2 separate regions of the Homo sapiens genome follow, and region 1 is linked to region 2. Evidence: chromatin contacts called from ENCODE POLR2A ChIA-PET data. All regions are on one chromosome and are shown on one strand. The core of a region is the stretch at or near the end of the contact, and the rest is flanking DNA. Distances in the headings are between cores, read along the strand shown.

The links. ChIA-PET counts read pairs that join two places held with the same protein, here RNA polymerase II (POLR2A).
Region 1: POLR2A ChIA-PET joins it to region 2 with 14 read pairs in A673. The contact joins two enhancer-like sites. POLR2A ChIA-PET finds 5 or more read pairs at or near these places in 3 of 52 experiments (A673, H1 and WTC11).

What each region holds. Positions count from the first base shown.
Region 1 is chr18:74,449,606-74,455,947 of GRCh38, forward strand. The region is part of intron 1 of DIPK1C (divergent protein kinase domain 1C); the gene reads right to left. Among named protein-coding and RNA genes, the nearest start is that of DIPK1C, 4.5 kb to the right of the region's middle. Within about 2 kb of position 1,251, at least 4 of the 41 ENCODE cell types and tissues checked have a DNase peak (open chromatin) inside an H3K27ac peak, as active enhancers do.
Region 2 is chr18:74,263,037-74,268,810 of GRCh38, forward strand. It overlaps CYB5A (cytochrome b5 type A), which reads right to left. Exons shown (of 5, transcript NM_148923.4): 2 at 313-441. Among named protein-coding and RNA genes, the nearest start is that of CYB5A, 26 kb to the right of the region's middle. RefSeq lists an enhancer at 4,821-5,361. Within about 2 kb of position 1,420, at least 2 of the 41 ENCODE cell types and tissues checked have a DNase peak (open chromatin) inside an H3K27ac peak, as active enhancers do.

The sequences.
Region 1 (6,342 bases), core at 1-2,500, 190 kb after region 2:
ATGCATTGGGCGGGGATGAGGGGGGTCTTGCTTGGCTAACACAATGATGCACGCGAGACAGGCCTGTAGATAGAAACTCAGGAACCTCGCCCTGGAGCTAGTGACACCACCCTATTTGCCTGGGGCTGACTTTATGTCTTTGGAAACCCACATCCTTTAGGAAGTTGTATGAACACACACTCACCAGCTGCTTTAAACACATTTGGAGTTGTGCACCTCCTGTGTTCATCTTGGAATTGAACTCAACAGAATCTTGGTTAAATGTCATTCTTTGGCTTTAACCCGGGTCACTCTTTCCCAGGCACGGGGTCATGAAAGGTGCATGGGAGGATCCGGACCCTTTGCGCCCAGCATGCTTTGCTTGCGATCACCTCCACATCGCCCTTCGGAGGAAAGCGGCAGCTGGTCAGGCTCCTCTGAGACCTTTCAGGAGAGCCCTGAGAGGTGAGGTGAGGACGAATGATAAGGAACTGAGGCCACCGTGAGCAAGAAGATATAGATGGCAGGAACAGTAAGGGCTGTTCATTTTACTTGTTGGGGTTTGTCCCCTACTTGTTCTGGTATTTACATAGTTTCACGTCTCTATAAATCTGATAAGAAAGTGCAAAAAAAATTGTTTCCTGATCTCCTTTTAAATTAAAAAAAAGCTTCTGTAAGCATGATACCCAAAATAGTTGGATTCACTCCCATAAAATTTTATAGTGTTATCACATATCTAATTTAATCAAAAGTACTTTTGCATAAAGTAGAGAACCATTGAAAAAGAAAGAAAAGCACACAACAGGACTCCAGTGCAGCCAAAGGTGTGATCCTAAGCTGGGAGCTTCAGAGTCCCACAGTGCTGAGGAGGGGAGGGCGGGGAGATGTGGTCCTGGTTGCAACTGAGAGAGGAGGCTCAGGAGAAAAATGTCAGAGACACTGGGCCTGGTTTTCCATTAGCCTGTGAAAAGCAGAGTGAGGAGGGTGCCTACTGTGACTGCCAGGGCCCTCACCCCTCTCATCTGAACTGTGGCCACCATAGCCACTAGCCATGAGAGACACCTGCCGGCCAAGAAGCCACCTCCTCTCTGCCTCACTGGGATTGGGACTGGGCCACTCCCAAATCAACAGCTCCAGCTTTCCCAGCTGTGCATGAGCCTGGATGGGCCACCATCTGGCCACAGCTGCCAGGTTCCGGAGTTCACGGAGCAGAGGGGACAGGCTTCGAAATTCCTAAATGACATTAGAGTGACAGGGCAGGGCCACAGTGAGGCTAAGCTTGGCACAGATTGGGTCTGCCTCTGGGCTCTGCCCCTGGCTTGCTGTGTGGCTTGTTTCCGAGTCTGGAAAATGAGGACAATGGTACTGTGTAATGGAGTCAAACAAGGTCACAGGGAGACAGTCCCAACACAGTGCCCGGCCTAAGGTGGCTCGCTCAAAGCTAGCTCCCTCTCCAGCCCTGGCCAGGAAAGGGTGGGGGGCCGGGGCATCTTCTTCCTGGGGGAGACGCCTCTGAGCTCAATTTTGAAAGCGAATTAGAAGTCTGCCTTAGCAGACAAGGGAGAGGGCAGCTGAGTCACGGAGAAGAACTTGTGCAAAGGCCCCGAGTTTCAAAGTAGCCCTGTGTGTTCAGAGAACCAGAAACAGCCCCTGGGAGGAGAGGGCACAGTTGAAGCAAGCACCTACTGACAGGCTGGGCTGCGCTATTCGAAATGCCGTTTTGGGTGTCTCCATTGTACTTACACGCTTCCTACCCGGCCTGGCCAAATCAACCTTTGCCCGGAAGCCAGTCCCACCCCTAAGTGGAATTCTTGTCTTCCTCTCCTACCCCAGTGCTCATTAAATCATGGCCATGTGAGTGCATCACTGGGCCAGGTCCCCACAGCACCGTGTTTAACACAAACTGTGCCTCATCGATGAAATACAAATCTATACGAGATTTGCCCCTGTGAATTTGGAGGGCGATTCCAAACAGGAGTTGTGAGACATTTAGAACAATGGTATAACTTTGAATTTGGCATCCAGCTCATGGATTTTGGAAGGAAACGTTCATTTTGGCTGTTTTTCTGAAGATCAGCACATTGACTTGTAAACCTGCCTCCCTGACGCCTGCTTCTTGCGGCGACACTGGGTGTCAGAAAGGGCAGAAAGTGCAGCAGGTGACAAAAGCGCTGACCAGACCTGCCAGCTTCCACAGGTAAGGTCTTGGGTTTATAACCTAACTTTTCAGTATCCCAGTCACCGCGCTTGTCCTAAGAGAGCATTAAAACGCACACAGCTCTTCCTCAACTTAAAATGGATGATACCCCAACAACCCCAGAGTAAGTTGAAAATGCGTTTCATACACCTAACGCACTGAGCATCATCGCTTAGCCCAGCCTACCTTAAACATGCTCAGAACACTTACGTCAGCCTATGGCAGGGCAAAATCATCTCATACAAAGCCTATGTAAAATAAAGTGTTGACTATCTCACGTAATTTATTGAAAACTGCCTTGAAAGTGAAAAGCAGAACGGTTGCATGGATCCTCAAAGTGCAGTTTCTACTGAATGCATCTCACTTTCACCCTGTCATAAAGTTGAAAAATCATAAGTGAAATCATTAAAAGTCAGGGACCGTCTGTATACAAGTGTGGTTATGGCACAGATATTCCTTGATATCCTTTACAATGAAGTATTTTTGGCGTTTCAGTTCCTACTCTTCTTATGTAGAGTGCAAAATTCGTCTCCCATGGCTTACCAGTGTTAAAGTAAGTCTGCAGCATTGTTCTGCATGTCTGTGCCTGCTAAGCACAGAAAAAGATTTCATCCAGCCTTTTAAAAAAAAACAGTCAACTTAATGTACAAATTGCAAGTTTGAATTTAAAATTTTCATCGGGCCAGGCACAGTGGATCATGCCCGTAATCCGAGCAGTTTGGGAAGCTGAGGCAGGAGGATCACTTGAGCCCAGGAATTCAAGACCAGCCTGGGTGGGCAACATGGCAAGACCCCTGTCTCTACAAAAATTAAAAAAAAAAAAAAATTAGCTGGGCCACACTTATAGTCCCAGCTACTTGGGAGACTGAGACAGGAGGATTGCTTGAGGCTGGGAGGTAGAGGCTGCAGTGAGCCACCCTGTCTCAAGAAAACAAACAAAAACTCCAAAAACTTTCATCATGTTAAAGATAATAGTAGAATCATTTTATTAGCAGCATGTCCTGTTGAAATAGCTGGGTTTTTTTTTAACTCAATAGAAGTTGTTTATGCAGGTCCATTTTAAAAATCAGTCTTTCTCAGACTCCTTCTGTGCGTAGGAGGAGTTCCTAAGGCCAGCTTAAAGACAGGTACATTTTTGTACCCAAATGTGTGCGCATATAAAATCCACAGGTATTGGAGTTGAAAATAAACTGAAAAAAACAAGTTAAAGTCTCATTGCAGCTAACTCTAGTGTGCTTTTAAAATTTAATAACATTTGCAGTGGATTTGTGCTTCTCATGGATGTGAAAATATCTACATTGATGCACATTCCCATCAAATCAGCCCCAGCTTTGGTAAGCAGCACTCTTTGCAATCATTGCTTAGTATGTCTCTAATTTATGTCATGGTTCTCAGGCAAAAACAAAACCTGTCCACTCTAGTCTAGAAAAACTGTTGATAAGGTCCCAGAGGTCATGTCTGAGGGCCGGGTTTCCTTTTGTGTGTTTGTTTTTAAGGAGCATTAAGCTCCTAGGCAGTTAGCAACATTCAGACTTCACAGTGGTATTCCTTCCCGAAGTAGCTATGCTGTGCTTTGCAGAATCTCAGCTCAGTTAGCTCGTCCACTGTGTAACCGCTCCCTACTTTAGGAATGTGGCCGAGCATTCAGGCAGAACCATTCGCTGCTGAGAAATCTCTCTGGATATGAGCCCTGGATGCTGTAGTCCCATTGGGACCTTGACAGTTTCTATCACAGCAGCAAAGAAAGATAAGCCTGCCCTATTAAAACCGAATCTCTAATGTAGACAACTACATGAAATTCCATCAAGACCTAACTAGCCAAAAGGCAGTTAAGCCTTCAGGACAACAGAGTCTGTGGGAATATCTTTGACATGCTTTGAAAATGATTTGCTATGGAAGGGTTAAGTATACGAGTTGTTATGTAGGGTTTCCATTATTAGAGAAGCCACTTACTGTCACGTCATTGCTACCATCAGACTACACAGAGTCATGTCCTGGCTCCTCACCATATTCACCGTGTGAAGCAGGGCAAGTCACTTCACCTCCCTGGGGCTCAGTTTTGCCATCTGTAAAATGGGGATACTAAAAGCAAATACTTCATAGAGGTTGTTGAGGGAATTCAGTGAAATAAGCCCCACGAAACAATTCGCACAGTGCCTTCCCAGAGGAAGAGTCAACAGGCAGCAGCCCACATCTTCAGCCTCTGTGTGAAGAGTTCAGCCTGCAGAATGAATGAGAAGCCAGGTGTATCAGTGATCCAGCACCAAGCTAGCTCCCCAGCTGGCTGGGCCTGCTGACACAGCCCACTAGAAAAGCGGGCCTCCAGAGATCTGAGTGCACCTATTTCTTGATTACAGTGTGTTGTTCCTATTAAAGCTGCCATTAAGAGGAGCCCTAGAGTCTGACCAGGAAAATCCAAGCTGGAAGACCAGGGACTCAATTCCTTTGGAACAATTCAGGTTGGCTCTTCTAGAAACTTGTCAGGGGGGTGTGGTTGGCTAGAGGGGAACCTCCCTGGGGAGGTGGAGTGTGGGCTTGGGGAGAACATGGAGACCTCTGACCCCCATCCCCTGACTCGTCCCTAAGCTTTTTCCTCTGATTCCTTTATCCTACAGGTGGGTTCACCCCTGCCAGGCCAGCAACGCCCCCCGCCAGGCGAGAGCCTGGGAACACTGGCAGCCCCCGCTACTGGGGGTGGGGAATCCACCACAACTCCCTGGGCGCTGCCAGAAAGTCTCCCTTCAGCTCAGCTGGCAAAGTGGTTTCTTCTGTGCTCTGGTATTCAGAGTGAAAGCTAATGAGAGTCTGGAGGCCCATCAGGAAAATAACAACCAGTTTTATTATTACGGATAAAAGCCAGGCAGAATGAATTGGAAAGTGCCAGGGGAGCGGAGACAGAGGCTCAATTCAGTTCAAGTCCTCGGAAGCCACAATGCCAACCTCTACTTGGCAACTCAGCCCAGCAGAGTTGGGATTGTGAAGATTGGGGTCGTATTTAAACCCTGTCCTGAGAGTGTCCTGGGTAAAATTTGAGCCAGGGCACTGTGTGGATCTCGCATCAACACATCCAGGATGAAAACGGTAGAAAAGGAAGTGGCAGGAAGACAGGGGGAGAAAGAGTTCTGAGAATGTGTAAAGAGTAAGGAACTCAAACAGGGCCTGTGGCAAAGTCTGCTCCCCCACAAACCAGTTCGTGGAGACAGCGTCACATCGACACCTAGGGAGATGGATGTGGCCTCCGACATCGTTCTTTTGGCAATAGGAAAGACTGCCAAACCTTCGATCTTCAGGGGCAGAACCAACCTCTCCAGCTTTATGTCTGACTAGAAATGATTCCATATGGCTGCCATTGAAGATATATTGGTAAAGCCTCTAAACAGAATTGGTTTTAATTCATGACCTGGAATGCTGGGAAAGTCATGATTAGCAATTACTTAAATTATACTAGACGATTTAATTTCCATTATTAAGCCTTTCCTCACTTAACCAAAGGTAAATGAAAAATGGCATTCGTTTTCTATCTTAATCTAAAGGATTACTACATTAAATTTGTAAATAGGTATTCCCCTCTAGTTAAACCATCAATGTTTGTTTACTATAATTAGTCTATCAGCACTCCCTTCACAAAAAAAGAAAACCAGGGGGGAAAAATTTATAAATGAAAAGGACTTTTATGGGTTACTAAGAAAAATCAAAGAGCTCTTGCAACTTAAAACTTCATAAAACTGGCCCGGTGTGGTGGTTCACGCCTGTAATCCTAGCACTTTGGAAGGCCGAAGTGGGCGGATCGCCTGAGGTTGGGAGTTCGAGACGAGCCTGACCAACATGGACAAACCACCATCTCTATTAAAAATACAAAATTAGCCAGGCATGGTGGTGGAGGTTGCGGTGAGCCGAGATCACGCCATTGCACTTTAGCCTGGGAGACAAGAGCAAAACTCCATAAAAAAAAAAGAAAAAGAAAAAGAAAAAAAAAACCAAACCAACAACAACAAAACTTGCTAAAACTTCAGTGTAACACTAGAAGGGGTCAATAGAATCTATGAGTGACTCACCTATGTTCAATTCACGATGACACGATGACACGCGTCAGAATCAATTAGGAGCATAACTTGTCTTAGCTAGTATACCTGGCTCATTTTTTTAAAAAACAATTTCAATCTCAC
Region 2 (5,774 bases), core at 170-2,669:
TACCAAGAGGCTGAGGCAGGAGGATGGCTTGAGCCCAGGAGGTTGAGGCTGCAGGGAGCCATGATCGTGCCACTGCACTCCAGCCTGGGTGACAGAGTAAGACCTGTCTCAAAAAAAAAAAAAAAAAAGCAACAGTGAAATGCAAAGACATTTTTGGTCAATTTATTTATAACAAAAAATGGTGTCCTAAAATCAGGAGTTGTTTTTGCTTTACTCCTTTTAAAATGTGTATACATGCAAGCTTACAGACTAGGGTAAGGTCATCTGATAGCCTTAAATACAAATAAGAAAGGGCCCCCAAAATGTACTTACTGGATGGAGCTCCCCAATGATGAATGTTTTGGACATTTCCCTGGCATCTGTAGAGTGCCCGACATCCTCAAAGTTCTCAGTAGCGTCACCTCCAGCTTGTTCCCTTAAAACTTCTTCCCCACCAGGATGCTGTTCAAAGGAGAGGTAGAATAAAAATTTTTTTTTCAGGCAAATGAATTAAGAGAAAACGGCCAGAATTTATTTAACCAAACAGGTGACTCCTTCAGAAGACACAGATGACAACAGGAGACTAACTTGTCCATAAATGTGGATTAAAACAACACAGGCCTTTATATTCCATTTCCATCATGCAAGTACAATAGGCCTAGGCAGCAGAATCACTTGGGCCCAAGTTCAAAGCCAACCTGGGCAACATTGTGAGACCCCATAACTATAAAATACAATTTTAAAAAATTAGCTGGGCACGGTGGCATGCCCCTGCAGTCCCAGATACATGAGAGGCTGAGGTGGGAGGATGGCACAAGCTCAAGGGGCTGAGGCTTCAGTGAGCAGTGACTGCACCACTGCACTCCAGCCTGGGTAACAGAGGGAGACCCTCAAAAAGATAAAAGTAAAAAAAAATTTAAAAACAACCTTTCCCGGCCGGGCACGGTAGCTCACGCCTGTAATCCTAGGCAGATCACTTGAGTTCAGGAGTTCGAGACCAACCTGGCCTACATGGCGAAACCCCATCTCTACAAAAAATACAAAAATTAGCCAGCCGTGGTGGCGGGCACCTGTAGTCCCAGCTATTCAGGAGGCTGAGTCTTGAGAATCGCTTGAATCCAGGAGGCCGAGGTTGCAGTGAGCTGAGATTGCGCCACTGCACTCCAGCCTAGGCAACAAAGTGAGACTCTGTCTCAAAAAAAAAAAAAAAAGAGAGCGAGAAAGAAAGAACCTTTCACTAACAACATAAGTTGCTTCCCCATGTCACTCATACAGCTTAGTAAAAGCATGAGGCTCGTGTCCTTCATCCTTTGGTAATGTCTGCTTGGTTTTTCCATCAGGCTCTCAAAATTGCTCTTATTCTCTACCCAATCTATTTTTTCTTGACTCCTGCACCTGAGACTGACTTCTCTGACATCTTAGTCTAAGTGTGGCCTCAAGAGCTGGCATGCCTAAGATGACGATTCACAAGAGGCACGTGTGTCACTTCCCTCTGGAAAGCACCCTGCGTGCCGGCAATGCACGGGCAGCACAGACTGTCAGATAGATGAGTCCCTGCCTTTGCAGAACTCACTTTCTGGTAGGTAAAAACAAAACAAAACAAGTAACTTGCTGAAGATGCTGCCACCAGGACACAGTGCTGCCAGGACACAATGGAGGCACGGAGGCAGGGGTTCAACTCCACACTGGGGAGAGGCGGGAAGAGCCTCTTGTGGAATAAAAGAGTTTTAGTGCTTTCAGCTGCTTTAATATGTGAAACAAGGATGGTCATGATGCAGGGAGGGAAATTTTTTCTCCAAGATGATTGACAAGTGGGGATTAGTCACAGGACAGAGGTAAGGAGGTCTGGGGATTCTCAGGCAAGGGAAGCAGCTCTCAGAGTAATAAAAAAGAAAGCGGAGCTTGGGCAAAGCATCCTAAATACGTACTTTTGTAGGAAAAAAAAAAACTTCTTTAACTGAGCTTGAATGTTATTTTAGATTCATCCTGACCTTGAGCAAGTCACCTGCAAGTGTCCAACAACTGCACAAAAACCGGTCTCCCTTGCAGAGTCGACTGTGGTCAGTCCTTAATTTCTCCCAGTAATGAAGACATCAGGGCACATCACATTGTAGGAAGGTGGATCATTATTCTGATTTGAAACTGTTTCTCTTCCTACTTGGTCTAAACATACCTAGTGCTAAGGACATCCACTCTTTTTTTTTCTTTTTATAACATTTATCCATCTATGCTGCAGAAAAACTGGGAAGCACAAAGAAAAAAATTAAAATCACCCATCATCTTGCCTCCAGAGAGCCAGACATACACACACACGTATGTGTATGTAATGTTGGATAGAAACTGTGATGGTTATCCTATGCATTGTTTTAGAAAATAAAAAGGAGGTGATACATGGTACAGAGGCAGAGGTGCCTAGTGGTTACCACTCACTCTGTGAACTTGGGAAAACACGCATGTAGTTTTTGAGGATGAAATCTATGAACATATGTGTCTGGCACATCGTTTATGCTCAGTAACTATTACCCAGCATTTTTATTAAACACTTTCCAGTGTCTCTATGTTAGTCTGTTTTGTACTGCTATGAAGAAATACCTGAGACTGGATCATTTACAAAGAAAACAGGGGTTACTTTGGCTCTCAGTTCTGCAGCCTGTACAAGCACGGCACCATCATCTGCTCGGCCTCTGGTGAGGCCTCGGGAAGCTTTTACGCACAGTGGAAGGCCCGGGGGAGCCCACACATCTCATGGCGAGAGAGGAGGTGGTCCCAGGCTCTTTAAACAACCAACTCTGCCTGAACTAACAAAGTGAGAAGTCACTCACTACTGTGAGGACGACACAAAGCCATTCATAAGGGATCTGCCCCCATGACCTAAACATTCCTGCTAGGCCCACCTCCAACCCTGGAGGCCACATTTCAACATGAGGTTTGGAGGGAACAGGTGCAAACCATGTCAGTCACTAAGTATTCTTCCTCAACGGGACTTTGACATGGCTACATGCTGTTACATTGTATAGGCATTCCCCAATTTACTGAAATGTCTTCTACTGGGGCCATTTAGATTATTAAAAGTCCACCTTAAACAGGCATGGGAATGCACGTTAGATGTGCAGACAACAGAATGGCTACCTCAAAGCCAACCCGAAACTTCTGGATTCCTCGCCAAGGCTGCAGCAATAAAAACATGGTTTTGTTGATTCCAGAAAAGTCTGCTTAAGGTTGGACACTTCCACTCACCTACTGAGTAGAGAGAAGCCACATGGTGAGATATAAAATGACTCAGCCAGGACCCACAACTATGTAAACTCACAGACTGCTGTTACTCGCGTAGGGACCGCTGAACTCAGGAGCTGCCGTAACTTTTGATTCCTGTTAAGGATATGTCAGTGGAGACAAATCGCCCAGAGTCAATCATTATTTGCCAGGGACAGCCGATGTTCAAAGGACGACTTCGAGTGAGGTTAAAAACATGGACTTGGCCCTTTATAAAGAATTGCAGACTTAGACAAGTTTTTAGATACAGAATTCTGATCTTTACAGTGCTAAAATGGAGAAAATACACATTCAATTTCATGGGGTAATTCCACAGTCTTAATCTGAAACAGAAGTACAACAGGGCAACTCCTCACCTTAATTTTTGACCAAGAACAGCAACAAGGGATAGGTATGTATGAATCTACCTATCGACCTCTGGTTTTTACCTTGCCTAAACCATTTGTGGGGCAATTTTCTAACAAAAAAAAAAAAGAGAGAGAGAGAAACATCTTGGATTATATTGGTTTCACTGATAACTCATGTAAAATTTTAAAGATTTAAAAAACTAAAAAAAAAAAAAACATAGCTTAGAATAAACTAACTGATACTAAAATATTTTCACTCCATCCTAAAGGTCTATCTTAATAATTGGTAGGAAAATCAAATCCTAAAAATTGATATTTTGGAAAAAATAACTCATCTTGATAAGACAGTAAAAGATGAGGGTGGCTTTTTGTAATATCTAATATTTTCCTTGAAATATATGTATTACGGAGAGAGAGAGAGAGACACTTGGCCAAGTAAACTGAATCTAAATCATGTTTTGAAACTTGTCAATCTTCTCACTCTTGTTAGTAAATACATGCAGCAATTTTAATAAGCACACATCACTTTTTTTTTTTTTGAGACGGAGTCTCGCTGTGTCACCCAGGCTGGAGTGCAGTGACGCAATTTCAGCTCACTGCAACCTCCGCCTCCCAGGTTCAAGCAATTCTCCTGTCTCAGCCTCTGGAGTAGCTGGGACTACAGGCTCCTGCCACCACACCCGGCTAATTTTTGTATTTTTAGTAGAGACGGGATTTCACCAGATTGGTCAGGCTGGTCTTGAACTCCTGACCTCAGGTAATCCACCTGCCTCGGCCTCACAAAGTGTTGGGATTACAGGCGTGAGCCACACATTTGGAGACTAAAGAAAATGCTCTTCTTTGCCTGTCAGCATTCCGAAGAGACAAAGAAAAATTGGGAATGCTGGTGTTTATGCCATCGTGGTTATGCCCAGAGATAAACGTGTGGCAGCGGTGTTATGTCCTAACCTTTGGGCAGGTTATAGCACTTGGGGGTGGCCTGAAGAAAAGGCAAGGCAGAAAGTAGTAGAATAACAGGTAAGTAAACTTATCTGATGATTATCTAAAAGATTTAAGAAAAAGACCAAAATGTGTGGTTACACATAGGTAAGATTAGAGGTAACAAAAGAAGTGAAATTCTCCCAAAGAGCCTGAGCCAAATGGAAGCTGTGGATCCACTTCGGCGAAGTCAGTAGCAGAAATCTGTCCTCCATAACGCACTCCTTGCTAAGCCTCTACTCATGCGACCATGTGTGGGAAGTGACCAGCTGTAGTGCCCAGAGAGAGGGAGAAAGGTGGGGAGAGGATGTCGCGGGTCAGTAAGGAGGACCCAGAAGTGGGGATGGGCATGGAGATGCAAAGCTGTTTCCACGTGAGCTGACCCTAACGGTCTTCCGTCTTTCCAGAGGAAGATTTCCATTTGTTTTTGTTATTATGCACTTGAGTTAATTCACCCAACAAACACACATGAACGTCTCCACGTGGCAGCCACAGTCGGAGCCAAGATAGCGACGGCTCCCGCCTCGGGGAGTTCACAGCCGGAGAGATGAAACATGAATAACTATGACCATGCCACTGCAAGTGAAAGGAAATGTCCTCAGGTGAAAGAGTTTAGTGCCATGAAGAATATGACACAGGAATGTCACCCACACAAAGGGGTCAGGACGGGCCCTGCTGAGCTGTACCACAAGGTGGGAGCTGCAGTCAACAAGGGCCAAGAGGTGTCTGGGGAAGGTGTTGCAGGGGCGGGGAACAGCGAATTCAGGACCTGGGAGAGAAGGCCTCACAGGGCCCCAGGGTAGGAGAAAGGGCCAGGCCGTGTGCTGCTTTTGCGCCTCTCCAAGGATTCTGATCTTTGTCCTGTGAGCAATGAGAGAGGCCATGGTAAGGATCTAAGTGGGGGAGGTAACGCGATCAGATTTAATTTTAAAATATAACCCAGGCTTCAGAGTGGACAGCAGACAAAAGGGCAAGAGAGGGTGAGGGAAGGCTGTTCTCTGCAGCCACTCCAGAGGGTAGGGTGGGGGCAGCTGCAGGTGCAAGGGTGTGCATGGTGTGAGGCAGAGTGGACGAGAGGGCTTCCGGACGGTAAGGATGGTGGGAGAGACAGGAAGTGCCACTGGAGCCAATGTTTGGTTTGCACAACTGAATGGAAGATGGGGCCAAATGCTGAGAACAGGTGTCAGGCAGAGAGAC